2 separate regions of the Homo sapiens genome follow, and region 2 is linked to region 1. Evidence: chromatin loops called from intact Hi-C (ENCODE). Cell type or tissue: gastrocnemius medialis. All regions are shown on one strand. Each heading gives the region's core, and the rest is flanking DNA. Links, peaks and the distances in the headings are about the cores only.

Region 1 (7,872 bases), core at 1,100-6,099:
CCCAGCTACTCAGGAGGCTGAGACAGGAGGATTGTTTGAGGCCAGGAGTTTGAGACAAGCCTGGACAACATAGAGAGACCCTGTCTCTGCAAAAAAACTTTAAAGACTACCTAGGTGTGGTGGCACGCACTTGTAGTTCCAGCTACTCTAGAGGCTGAGGCGGGAGGATCACTTGTGCCCAGGAGTTTGAGGCTGCAGTGAGCTATTATTGCACCATTGCACCCCAGCCTGGGCAACAGAGTGACACTCTGTCTCAAAATAAATAAACAAATAAATGGTTTTTTTAATTGCTCTAATTCTAAAAATTCTTTTTAGTACTAGCTTCTTTGAATTACATATACAAACATACACACACACATGCATGCACACACACACGCATGCACACACACATGCATGATCAGAGGCAGTTTTTTAAATTAAATAATTGTTTTTGAGTGAATTGTACAGTAAAGGCAGATAGCTAGATTGTAGGGGAGCTGTAGCAAGTCGCTGAAAACCTGCCCACATGTCCTGCATTATTACAGTTATGATTCATATAAAATGAGATGAGAACATTTACTATCCTTGCAATCTTCCCTTCACACTCTAAAATGAAGTCTCCATCATTTCTCATTTATTTTGCTGTTGTTTTGTTTTGTTTTGATTTTTAATCACCAACTTGATTCTCAAAGCCTGGAACTCAATTACAAAGTTCATTTTGACTTACCAAATATTTACTGGGTACCTAAAACATGCCAAGCACTAGGCTAGAAAACATGGGAGAATTTCATGTTAAGTAAGACATTCTCTCAACCCCTGGAGGGGAACTTGTGGTCTATGTGCCCCTCAGGCTTGTTTCCGGAAACAGCTGAAAATTCTGCTTGTACTCCAGACTTAGTACATGGAGTCTAGGCATGAGGTGAGTCCTCTATTTTTTTTTTAAAAGAACCCTTTTCTCCTTTGATGACCCTCCAAACACAAAGCTTCCTTTAGTTTCCAACTCACTTCCTCTTTTTTAGCAACATTCTCAGCTTGTATTCAACTATTTCCTGTTCACATTTTCTAACTGTCCTGTTAATTATTCTCTGCCTTAAGAAAAACCATAGAGTAACAACATAAAATATTATACTTGATTTAGTATATATTATTTGCCTAAGGAACCAAAAAAATGTCAAAAGAGGGTCGTGAGAGGTCTAGGCATGGTGGCTCATGCTTGTAATCCCAGCGATTTGGGAGGCCACGGTGGGTGGATTACTTGACGCCAAGAGTTCGAGACCAGCCTGGCCAGCATGGTGAAACCCCATCTCTACTAAAAATACAAAAAAAAAAAAAAATAGCCGGGTGTGGTGGTGCATGCCTGTAACCCCAGCTACTTGGGAGGCTGAGGCAGGAGAATTGCTTGAACCCAGGAGGTGGCGTTTGCAGTGAGCCGAGATGGTGCCACTGCACTCCAGTCTGGGCAATAGAGCGAGACTGTCTCAAAAATAAAGGGGGGGGGGGAGGTGAGAGCAAGAGTAAAATCATTGTAGTGCATATTCGGTTCATATTACATAGATATAGAACAGATGATAGATGAATAGATACATACATACATACATACATACATAGATTCTTGTTTAAGGAACCTCTTCATCTAAATTGGTAATTCAGTGAGAGGAAGAGGGGATTGTATTTGACAAACACAAGAAGGAAGTCCATTTATTTCAGTGAATAATTCTGTGCATGCTTGTTTATTACTGAAGAGAATTTTGTGTGTGAGAGAGGAAGGTTTGAATTACTTAACTACACAGTCAATTCTTAATTATCCATGTTAATAGACAGAAGCGATTACTCTGATAATCTGAAACAACAGATAATCAAAAATTCTTCCCCTTAATTAGTCACCTATCCTCCTACAGTTTGTCTCCCGCTCTATCCCCACCCAGAAAACAATTTTCTGTACATTAGGGAAAATGTTTTCCAGAGGTAATCTCTCCCCTTACAGGCAACTAGCCTACCAAGTGATCCATCAGTTTCCTGAGGAGAGGCTGTAATCCTGGAATGCCTATGTGTTAATTTACAACAAAGTCTAGGGATGGCAAGGAGGGAATCTCTTCCTAGAGTTAAAAATATACATGTCCACTAGTTAGAGGATACACTCACCTCCTGCCTCCTGGTATTAGTGCATCTCAGAAGCCAAGCCTTCAGTGAGTATAGGGCAGTGATTAAGAGCTGAGATGGTCAGGGAGAGCTATGTGACCTTGGGCAAACTGCTTTCTGAGCCTCAACTTACTCAGCTATAAAATAGGGGTCATAATAATTATGACTTCATTGGGCTATTGTCAGATATATGAGATAACGACTGGAAAGTCCCTAACACAATGAATGCCCTTGGTGATATCAGCTATTATTATCATCATTATTGTTATTACTTAGGTTGTTGACAGTGCAAAGAGCTATTCCAGGCTGGGCACAGTGGCTCAAGCCTGTAATCCCAGCACTTTGGGAGGCCAAGGCAGGCAGATCACTTGAGGCCAGGAGTTTGAGACCAACCAGCCTGGCCAACATGGTGAAAACCCATCTCTACTAGAAATATTTTAAAAAATTAGCTGGGTATGGTGTCATGCGCCTGTAATCCCAGCTACTTGGGAGGCTGAGGCATGAGCCTCTCACTTGAACCCGGGAGGCAGAGGAGGTTGCAGTGAGCCATAATTGTGCCACTGCACTCAAGCCTGGGCGACAAAACCAGAATCTGTCTCGAAAAAAAAAAAAAGGAATCATTGCAAGAATGGGGGCCATCCAAACTAGGAGCTGTGAGTTTGCTGCAAATGATTAATAATAATAATAAAATATTTTGATTTTTAAAAATACATTCTAGCAGATTCAAGTTATCCTGCAATAAGCTTTGCTTCTCATCTCACTTCTGATATTCTTTCCTAATAGCAGAGGAAACCGTAAGATTAGATCTGGTGCACTGGGAGCCCTGGGCACTCCCTGATGGGTGGGAATGTATCTGATGAAGATTGAGATCTGTTGACTGGGGGGCCTTTATACTCAGCCTGACCTCTCTGAGTCCTGATGAGAGATTTCTTCCCTCATCCCAGTAGAGAGCATCTTCTAGTGCCTGAAGCTCCCAACAGCTTCAGTTTCTCCAGATTTCCAGCCAGACCACCCATTTCTCCCTACCAGAACGACTTGGCTTCCTTATATATGTTCATATCATTGATGGTATCTCCTAATATTGCTCCAGACTGAAGGTGATTTTGCAAATATCTAATCTCATCCATTTTGGGTGGATTTGATCAGACCAGGTTTCAGAGTTCTGAGACTAGTCTTCTGTCAGTCTTGCCTATGTTAACTACCTTTGTGACCTTGGTCAAATCCGTTTTCTTCTGTGCTATGACCCGGGCTGCCTTAGAAATTCTCTGATGATGGTTCCTTCCTGCTCAGACTTAGGGTTCTAGGATTCCAGCTGGGAGAGGGAGAGGATCAGTAGGAAAGGACACAGTGTAAGCAGATGTTTGGAGGAAACCAAAGACTTCCTACTTAACACTTAAAGACCTCCTACTTAAAGACCTCCTCTTTAATAACTCCTACTTAACACTGCCCAGAGTAGCTCTTCTCCTGATCCCATTTTTCTCAACGGAAGAGATATTGGCTTGCATATACTGAAGCAAATGCTGCAATTTTAACATATTAGTGAAATCTCATAAGTTATTAATATTTGGTAAACTGGATGATTTCTGGTCTTTTTCCCTGGGCCTCCACAGAAGGGCCTGACCTTGCATGATAGCCATCTTCCTTTTACTCGCTAGGTGGCAGCAACACTCAGCTTTGCCAAACAGGAAAAAGGGTCCTTATTGTCATTTCTGTGATGATCTCTGCCATCTGTATGTTTGATTTGGGAGCACCTTGATACTTTGCATTTCTATTTTTATTTTTCTGGACAACTAAAGTTTAACTCCAGTTACAAGTAATCACAAATAACTGTAAGGATTTCAGAAAAAGGAATTGAATGTAAAGCCAGGAAACAACCAGCACAGTAACTGATGAATGGATGATGAAATAGAGCTGGAAAGACTTGCCCAAAGTCATACAGGTAGTTAGTGGCAGAGTGAGAACTAGAAGTCTGTCTCAACTCTCAACCCCAACCTCTTGCCCATTTTTTTCTTTTGGGAGGTGAATATACCCAATAGTTTCATGGAGTAACTATGGACCCTGGGGCAGATTCGTTAACCTCTCTAGGCCTCGAGTTCTTTGTCTGTAGTATGGGGATAATGATAGTAGCTACCTCATAGGATTCTATCAGAATTAAATGAAACTATGCCTGCAAGGGGCAGGGAGGCACGTCATACTCAGGCAGGTGTGTCACCCACAGGAATGGGCAGCATACACTGGGATGCCTGATGGCATTTTGGACCACAGCTTTCTTTGAGAGAGTCTCATACAACACTCCGCACATAATTTGCCTTCTTTTTTCCACATACAGGACAGTGCATGCATTTTTAACAAACACATTTAAGCTATATTCCAAAAATAAGAAATGAGAAAGGGGGACTGATGTCCAATGAAAGGATGTCCAAGGCCTCTTTCAATGTTAACAGTCTCTGAATGCAATGTGTCTAACTCCAGGTTTCTCTCTTAGCAGAGGAAGTGGGAGAGAAAGTGCCTCCATCAGTTGCTATCACATTGCCTCAATAACCCACCTATAACAAAGACCTGAGGTAGAATAGTTGGCTTTCCCTGATTATTCTCTGAGTATTCTAGGACAGTCTCTGAGTACCACACCTGGTACTCTGGCTCCCTTAAAATATGCACAAAACCATCATGAACAGAAACATCAATACAAGTGAGTCTCATACAGGTAAGCATTGCATTTGCAAATATCGCAGTGTAATCATAATCAGGATCCATTCTCAGAAATTTTTTTTTTTTTTTTTTGAGACAGAGTCTCACTCTGGCACCCAGGCTAGAAAACAGTGGCGCCATCTCGGCTTACTGCAAACTCCACCTCCCGGGTTGAAGTAATTCTCCTGCCTCAGCCTCCCAAGTAGCTGAGACTACAGGTGCGCACCACCAGGGCATGCTAATTTTTGTATTTTTAGTAGAGATGGGGTTTCGCCACATTGGACAGGCTGTTCTCGAACTCCTGACCTCAAGTAATCTGCCCACCTCGGCCTCCCAAAGTGCTGGGATTACAGGTGTGAGCCACCATGCCCAGCCATCAGAAATTATTCTTAGGACCAAAGCTACTGAGTATCTCCAGAAAGCCTAGGGCTGAGCCGGTTTTGTGGCTGGTAGAGTCCTACAGAATCACTGTAGCTAAATTAAATCCAAGTGATCTCAATGCCTTTCAGTTACAAAGTGCATATGTTATTTGTGTAATGTTTTGTTCATTTTTTACAAGGCACTTTGGGAGTATTTTTAATCTCATTTGATCCTTAAAACAACACTGGAGTTAGTGTGGCAGGTTGTAAGTCACCATCTCATAAATGAGAAGAATATGAGAGGCAGAACAAGATCAAGTACAAAGGCCTTCAAATCAGACAGACTTGAGTTCATATCATAGCTCTGGTACTTCCCAGCTGTGTGACTCCAAGCAAGTTAAATGGTCTTTCTAAGCCTCAGTTTCCTCCTCTGCAAAAAGGGGCTAATAGAGTTCGCTCCAGGGGTTGTTCTGAGGATTAAATAAGATAGTGAATGGAGGCAAAGGGTCTTGATATTTTTTTAATTACTTATTATAATTAAATCATTGACTATTTGTAACAGAAGTCAGGACAGGCACCCCAAATCCAGTGGGCTAAATGTTCAAATTCAAGGATATGGATTCACAGATCCAGAGTCAGACTTTTCTCGCTAAAAAAAAAAAAAAAAAAAGACAGTCTTTTCTTATTAGCTAATCTTTGATACCAAAATCACCTTTTTGTCCATGAATTTGTGTATCTCCAATGTTTGATTTGGCGAAGGACTTTTCATGTTCCCACTTCTGTGTGTGGGTTTTGTGAGATTTTGCCTAGTATTGATATGCAGAAACTGTTTGTCCTGTTGTGTATCAGCATGGCCATTTCTGCTCCAAGATTCTGCACAGAAAGAGTAAGTTAGAAAAAGGCCAGGAAGGCCAGGCACGGTGACTCATGCCTGTAATCCTAGCACGTTGGGAGGCCGAGACGGGTGGATCATCTGAGGTCAGGAGTTCAAGACCAGCCTGGCCAACATGGTGAAACCCCATGTCTACTAAAAATACAAAAATTAGCCAGGTGTGGTGGTGTGTGCCTGTCATCCCAGCTACCTGGGAGGCTGAGGCATGATCCTCTCTGTTGAACCCAGGAGGCAGAGGCTGCAGTGACCTGAGATCCTACCAAGGCACTTCAGCCTGGGCAACAGAGCAAGACTTTGCAAAAAAAAAAAAAAAGACAGAAAGAAAAGGCCAGGAAAGCACTAACAGTGCAGAAGACAGGGTGGGGTAAGTAGGGGTGGGGAAGGAAGTTTCAGCCAAGAATTCTCAAGTTGCTTTTCTATGCCTGGAGAGAAGAGTTAAACCACGTTTTTTTCCCAATAGTATAGACTCGATGGGGTGCAGTGGCTCAGGCCTGTAATCCCAGAGCTTTAGGGAGCTGAATCAGGAGAATCACTTGAGGCCAAGAGTTCAAGGCTGCAGTGAGCTATGATTGTGCCACTGCACCTCCAGCCTGGGCAACAGAGTGAGACCCCGTCTTTTAAAAATAAAAAATAATATTGTCTCCCCATCACTGATGACATGCAGACACACTGAACTGGTGGTATTTCTCTGGAGAGCAATTTGGTTTGAAAGCTCTTTATACCTCTGCCCCCATTGCTGAGACCACATTCCGAAGAAACAATCCCCAAAGGAACAAGGGGATAGAAGGTGAAAAACTGTGTAAGATCATTCCAAGCCCAGCTGTTTATAATGGTGAAAAACTGAAAACAATCCAAATGTTCAATAATGGTAGAATGTCTTAAAAATGTAGTCTATCGACCAGATGGAATGCTATTTAGGCATTAAAGTGGTAAGTATGTGGTAAGTTAAGTGAAAAAGGCAGATCACAACATGGTATGGACATAAACATTATAACTATGTAAACCTGATATGTAGACATTAATATAAAGGAAAGAGGCCGGGCGTGGTGGCTCACGCCTGTAATCCCAGCACTTTGGGATGCCGAGGCCAGCAGATCACCTGAGGTCAGGAGTTCCAGACCAGCCTAGCCAACATGGTGAAACCTCGTCTCTACTAAAAATACAAAAATTAGCCGGGCGTGGTGGCAGATGCCTGTAATCCCAGCTACTCGGGAGGCTGAGGCAGGAGAGTCACTTGAACCCAGGAGACAGAGCTTGCAGTGAGATGAGATCACGCCACTACACTCCAGCCTGGGAGACAAGAACGAGACTCTGTCTCAAAAATATATATGTGTGTAAAGGAAAGAAAACGTGTGTAGTGTAGGGAACGAGCTACTGTGCATGCCACTTTATAAATATTATCTCATTTAATTCTCATAGCAACTAATCATTTTGTTCTTTTTTTTTTTTTTTTTTGATACAAGTTCTTGCCCTGTCACCCAGGCTGGAGTTCAGTGGCACGATCTCGGCTCACTGCAACCTCCACCTCCCAGGCTCAAGTGATTCTCCTGCCTCAGCTTTTGAGTATCTGGGACTACCAGGCATGTGCCACAGCATCTGGCTAATTTTTGTATTTTTTTTTTGTAGAGATTGGATTTCACCATGTTGCCCAGTCTGGTCTCGAACTCCTGAGCTCTGGTTATCCACCCACTTCGACCTCCCAAAGTGCTGGGATTACAGACGTGACCCACTGTGCCCGGCCACCATTTTGTTCATTTCTATACACACAAAAAAGCTGCTGGGGATGACTGCAGTGTCTCACACCTATAATCCCAG
Region 2 (6,666 bases), core at 1,459-6,458, 59 kb after region 1:
TCCCACATGGGATTCTGCAAAGTAGAAATTTTACGTCTCACAGGTGAAGGATCAAGCTCAGAGAGGTTAACTTGCCCACAGTCTCATGACTACAAAGTGGCAGAGCAGCCAGGATTTGAACCCTGGTAGCCTGGTGCCAGAGCCCACCCTGTTAACCACAAGCAGAGAGGTTCTTGATATTCTGATCCCATTAATTATGAGGGAGAAAATGTTTCTCTGCTGACAAATTGTTAAGGGGAAATTTACCCTCATTTCTCCTGAGCCTTAGGGGTGTCACTCTTAAAATCGCATATTCAACAAACAAATGCCTTCTAAGTACTGAGCACTGTGCACGATGGTTTTATTGTGATGTGTCTATTTTTTACGACAATTTAGTGTCATGAGTGATATGCTAGAGGTGTGTCTAGGGTGTGGCTTGTCACTTATTAGCTGTGTGACCTTAGGCAAGCTTCTTAACCTGTTTTCTCATCTGGGAAACGGGAGTGATGGTGCGTGTCAGCTGTGATGCGTGTAGGTGCTTCACAAGATGCTGAAGTGTGAACGGCAGGCAGGCATCACGAAGCAAGCAATAGTTAGAAGCTGACTCCGGATAGACCTCAGTCTCCCGGGTGAGGAAGGTGGTGGAGGCGGTCTTGGGACTTTGGGCCAAGTGGCAGAGTAGTGGGACGGGGAATTTTAGGCCAGGGTGCTTTTCCTCAACAGAGCTCAAGCCATCCACTCAGGTTTTGCAGGCCAAGCAGGCTAGAAGGGCAAAGGGATAACAGGAGTGAGGAGGGAAACGAGTGAAGTGCAAACCATAGAATGTAGGGCAGATGCGGAGGGGCATTAGGGTGGGAAGGGGCTGAGAAGGAGGGTGGACCGAGGACTGGAGGGAAAGGAACTGTCGCAGTGAGGAGGAGTTCCGGAATGGGAAAGAGCACGTGGGTAGGAAGGAGAGCATGCGTCTGGATGCTGAAGGCCCAGGGCTCAGCCGAAATGGATTGAGAGCATAAGCCGGGGCCAAAGCCCTTAGTGAAGGCAGATGGGGCCCCCTCTCCATCCCAGGCCTGTCTTCTGTCCCCTCTCCCCGTGGGGCTCCTTTCCTTGCTGCAGCCTCAGGAACTCAGCCCACTCCCTTGGGAGCAGTGAGGGCAGCCACTCCCCATCCCCTGAGCCAGCCTCACTGTCCCTGGGGCCCCACATGACTGGACAGACTTCATTGGTTTCAAGGTTTTCATGGCTAATTTCTGTAAGGAAACACACACAAGGGGATGTGCCACATTCCTAAAAGTGCTCATGGTTTCTTGCTGACAGGTTCAGTTCCCTTCTCAGAAGGCAAACGTTAGCACCAAAGGGCTTCTGTCCTTTGCTTTTATCACCCTCAGCATGTGGCCCAGTTAAGACTAACACCCCCTCCTCCCACCCAGTTCTGCTTGTACTTTGACGAGGGGCCCTTATGGTCTGAAGCCTCTTCCACCAGGAGAGTGCAGCAGACACCTGTCGCATGGGGCCTCTTGTGCTGTGCCGTAAGGGCCACATGGGTGTGGGCAGGTTGGATGACCCAAGAACACGAGCCTCAGAGGTGAACAAAAGACACTGGTGTGTGGTGCTAGTCTAGAAGCAGCGGCAACTGGGGAGCCTCAATGCCAGGCCAACCCCCTGCCTCTGCCCACGGCATCCCTGCATGTTCCCCCTAACTGAAGTGCATGGGCCCAAATGGGCAGCTTCCTTAGTGAGCCACATCCACAAGAAGGAGCGAGGGTGTCATTCAGCTGGCAGGTGGAGGCAGCCGCAGTTGAGATGGTCACGTTCAACCTGGACCCCAGGCTCCAGAGGGCACAAGGGGAAAGGCACACCGAGGAAGCACCCAACAAACAGGGACCAAGATGGCTTCTCAGTGCCATGCTTCATCAGGGATTCCCTCCCTAATCCCCTGGCCAAATCAAACCAATTCATCGTTTTCTTTCTTTTTCAGGGATGTGAAAATCTGGGAAATACTATTTTAGGTCAGAGTGGTTTCTGTTTGTTTTTAATTATTTATTTATCAATCAAGTGTGGTTTTTACAGGTTTGTTTATAATTCCTATGTTCTGTGCGCCTGCACTAAAGTGAGTATATCCTGGAAGGAAAATAAGTCATTTAGGTTTCTGGATTAGGAGTATCACCTTATAGCGATTCCACCAGGCAGAATGAAAAGACAGGAGGCAGGTTATTCATATGCTGCTTTATTTCTGTAAGGATACACTGAAACGTTAGATGATAATAGCTAATGACAGAATGTAGAAATGAGGCATCAGCTTCTCTAACCACTCCTACAAGAATGTTAGTATGTATTGTCATTACATGTTTACTTTTGATATTGTCTCATTATACTATGTCATATAATAATGTAGAATACAGTAAGTAGGTGATCCTGCATTTCAGGTAAGCGGTAGGTGGAAATCCAGATTTCCTCTTGAGGAAAAGTCCTAGGAATCACAACAGAAGGGACTTTGCAGTCCTCATTAACACATGGACAAAGAGCAGACAACTACTACGTTACAAGGGATTCAACTAGTCACTGTTGTGAAATGTCATATCCATGTTGATGACAGCCCTGGCGCCTGCTCAACTCCCCCTCTAGAGTTTTGCGGTTACTTCCGTAGGATGAATTTCAGCACTGCAGGAACATCTGAGGGGGCTAAAATATTTTCATGCAAGTTTCCAAACCCATAAACTATTTTGCTATCAATTAAAACAAAAATATTAATTAAAAACAATAAAAAGGACAGCAGGGTTAGTTTTGTTAAGCTTCCAGAAGTATTCGTTGTGACGATGTTCCTCTGAAACAGGCTCGTTTTCTCAGGTCTTTCTACACTTCCCAAATCACCTGCATGTTCCATGCTTTAAAGTAGGAACGCTCAGAAAACATGCCACACGGGGAAACCAAACGTTAGTACGGGGAAAGGTCAGTTTAGAATTACAGCTAAGTTCAAATGTTAATTTTCTGGAAGTTCGTGTTAGTTATTTGAAAGCACAAAAGAACAGAAGGAAGGGCAGAGTTCTGATGAGGAAGTTAAACCATGCATGTCAGTAGGGTTCTTTTCCTGCTCACAGAAGAGGGTGAGCAGTGAGTTGGAGCAGCCGCTGCAACTCTTGCATGTCGTGTGTCTACACGGTGGGTCCCAGCTGAGGCATGAGAGGCATCTCAGTGGGGGTTTTATCTCCTATGCTTCTTGCTTACATCACTAAGTGGCTAAATGATTAGCACTTTTCTGCTCTATGAGAAACATGCAGAAGAGTCAATCTACCTAAGTTTTCATTTTTAAATTGCAGCCGGACAGAAATTCACTTTGCTGCAGGGTTGCTTTTTGCTAAATGCTAATATGATCACTGTGTGCCCTTATTTGAGTAATACTGTAAAATGGGAGAAAAGACGGAAGGAGAACTTTAAAGAAGGGAAGGACCACTCTTCCCCTATTGATGGTATAGGGCAGAAAGTAAGGACACAAAGAACGAGATTCAAATGCCATTTTACAGGACAGGAGCCCCTGTCAGTTTACAGCTTTTTGGCACAGTCGGGACAATACACTTGCTCCTGGTGGAAAACAAAGCGCTTGTTGGCCAGATTCACGGAGCATTTTTTGCAGTGGAAGCAGTAGTCGTGCCAGGATTGTCCTTCATAGGCCACCACACTGGAGCCTTTACCAAACCCTGGGGGGAAAAAAAAAGAAAAGAAAAGAAAACAAGAGAAACAGCTGAATGAATACAGGTGAGGAAACCACGATTCAGAGAGATAAAATGACGACCTGCCCCACTCACAGACCGACAAGCACGCAAGAGCCAGGTCTGCCTGGCTCCCAGACCCCCTCCTCCACTCCATCGTGCACAGTCCCCCACGCCGCCATTGTCCCCCATGCCGCCGCAACCCTGCTGTGGCTCTCAAGGACCTGAGAAGATGCTGAAGCCCGGCCAAGGGCTTCCCTGATGTAAAGACCCCACGTTCCCATGCCACCACGCTATTGCCCTGTGACGCGCACCGACCTCCCAGCATAACCAGTTTCTTTGATTTAGGTCAGGGCCATGACATCAAAGTGGCCACCAGGAGGCAAACTTGGGCTGTTCGTGGGGTGTGCACTTACCGGGCCTCGAGGAGCTGCTAAGCTTCGATTTTTTCTATAAAGAACCACCACCCACGAGGGACAAGTCCTCTCTCCACCCGGATGCCTGCCCCGGAGGTTGGCGCTGGGAAACAGGGTGAGAGGCAAGCGTTTCCCGTGGCACACTGGGGGCTTCCTAGCTTTAGAGACTGGGTGGCTCACTCTTGACACAGTCCTTTTCCCTGAGGATGGCAAAAGTCTTCTCAAATGTACATTTCAAGGCTCCCCGGGAAGATGGGAAAATTGGAGGCAAGGGAAAGGGCCCAGGGCACGTGGATCGCGGCCGCGAGATGAGGAATGAAGTGATTAGCTTTGCTGATCGCAAAAACAAATAAACAGCAAACCAAAAAAAAAAGAAACCCTGCCAACAGGCATCTCTGAACTAGCCTTCAGCTATGGGGTATTACAATCCCGGGTTATCACTCTTCGGCCTCCCTTACCCCTTCCCCACCCTCCCCCACCCCCTTCTTTCTACCCTCCTCCCACCCCTCCCCCCAGAATCCCCCTGCAAAGTGGCAGTGCCTGCCGGTGTTGGCTGGCAGGTCTCAGGCTTGTGAACTCTCAGCATTGTTAGTCAACAGTCAGGAAGTGTTCTGTATTGCAAAGGCTAACCTGGCCTGGGGACGAATCCAAACTCTTGGGGGGCCTTTGGGACCACAATAGCAGGGGGAGAAGGGCATTCTCTGGGGGCCTTTGTGGATGAAACCGACGACAGGAAAATGAGAGATGGTTACCATGCGCAAAACCTAGCCTGGCAGACTTAGCAAGGACTCTTTAGCCTACCAGTGATGGGGTTCTTGCATCCAGCACACTTCTTGGCCACAAAGTTCTTGTAGCAATCCACGCAGTAATACTGGTCCTCCACAGCGGTGAAACGCTGCCCAGCCAGCTTCTTAGAGCAGGTAACACACACAAAGCAATCGGCATGCCAGGGCTGATCCTGGTAAGTGATTCCTCCAGATGTGATGGCCTAGACCAGGGAGTGTAGCACCGGATTCAGATTCAACAACCATTTTGTTGAATGCCTACTGCGTGCCAGGCACTGTGCTGGGCGCTTTGGTATACAATATCTCATTTAATCTCCACAACAGCCATGGGAGGCAGGGGCTATTATTATCCCCACTTTACAGATGAAGACACCAAGGCTCGGAGAAGGTGAGCCCCTATGTGAGGTTACACAGCCCCTAAGTGGTGGAGGCAGGCTTCTAGAGCCAGGGCTGCCCAGCTCAGCATGCCATACGGGCCACCCGCACCACCAGGCTGAGGATGCGTACTGACAGCCTGACTTGGCTGTGGCACTGCTTCCTAATCCACGATCTCCTCATCTGTAAAACGGGAATAATAATTCCTACGTCACAGGGCTGTCGTGAGGATGGAATGGGATAGTGTGTGTGGAAGTGCTCTGCAAACTGTCAAACACTTCTAGAAACAACGGTCAATGCAGAACTCCCTTGAAAGCATACCTTGTTGCACTTCACGCAATGCTTGGCAAACTTGGTCTCATGGCAAGTCACGCAGTAGAAGTCCTCCCCTTTAGGGAAGAAGCTTCCAGTCCCGATGACTTGCTTGCAGTTACTACAGGTGAAGCAGTCTTTGTGCCAGACGGTCCCCTTGTACTCCACGTTTTGATCTCCTGCAGAGGGAAGCAATTGGATAGCCCCACTGACAGGCTCTGCAGGGGGCTGCATCCACTCAGCTCCCCTCCCCAGGCCCTCCAGAGGTGAGGGGATGCAGGCCCTGCAGTTACTGGCCTCACACCTCCAACTAACCTACCTGTGTTCTACTTGTGCTTGTGCCAACCCAGGATTTCTGTCATGGGTGGGGACCCCAGCATTATTATTTTAGGATCCAGTGCCTGAATCCCCCACTCCCCCACCTCTATACCCTGCGTGCACTTAGACATTAAATCAGGGACTGCCTGGCCCAGAATGACACCCTGAGGAAGAAGCATGCTTTCATCACTTACTACGCCCAAATGAGAAAGCGCTACATACTGTTCACTTCATTCTGTTGCCACAGGCTGTTCTCGCCAGTGTTCTTTAGTCTCCGAGTGTGTGCGTGTGTGCGAGCATATATGTGTACGCATATATACGTGTATGTATATGTGTACATATATATGCTAAGATCTCAAAGCAGCTCAGAGCAACGTTAGCCCCACCATGATAAGCAAGCCCACATCACGTCTGCCCTCAGGGCCTCCTCCCTGGGAACCCGGGGTGGGAAGGAGGCAGTACCTGCCACAATGGCCTTGAAGCACCCCTTGCACTTGGGGGAGTCCTCCCGAGTGGTGCACTTGTTGCACAGGATCTTGTTGTCCTTGGCCACAAAGGTCTCATTGGCCAAGGGGTGAAGGCACTTGGCACAGCGGAAGCAGGTGTCATGCCAGAAGCGGTTCTTATAGTGCACCTCCTGGAAACCAAGCAGACAGGGTGGGCCACCATGAGGGGTGCTGGGGGTGGTGGCAGGAGCCCTCCCATAAGGCTGATTTCCCTGGGACTGACCACTGAGATGACACAGTCCCTTACACCTGGGACTGCCCCACAGTGACT

The links. A loop is a pair of places that touch in the nucleus more often than their neighbours do. Peaks named below come from ENCODE experiments on the same cell type or tissue, not always from the same donor. Only the 100,000 strongest peaks of a DNase experiment are listed, where the experiment ranks them.
Region 2: it touches region 1 in a loop (3-fold over the local background); 23 of 110 quality-filtered maps call a loop at or near these places.

Annotation. Positions count from the first base shown.
Region 1 is chrX:136,264,545-136,272,416 of GRCh38, reverse strand. No RefSeq gene overlaps it. Among named protein-coding and RNA genes, the nearest start is that of MAP7D3, 17 kb to the right of the region's middle. In gastrocnemius medialis, for the core only: a CTCF peak has its summit at 3,775 (motif pointing right); no DNase peak of the experiment used is centred there.
Region 2 is chrX:136,206,876-136,213,541 of GRCh38, reverse strand. FHL1 (four and a half LIM domains 1) reads right to left here. Exons shown (of 6, transcript NM_001159699.2): 3 at 6,352-6,526; 4 at 5,581-5,750; 5 at 4,901-5,087; 6 at 2,188-3,671. The coding sequence ends at 3,517. It also overlaps a transcript of MAP7D3 not described here. Among named protein-coding and RNA genes, the nearest start is that of FHL1, 13 kb to the right of the region's middle. In gastrocnemius medialis, for the core only: a CTCF peak has its summit at 4,059 (motif pointing right); DNase peaks (open chromatin) are centred at 1,511 and 4,054; H3K27ac peaks cover 5,000 bases.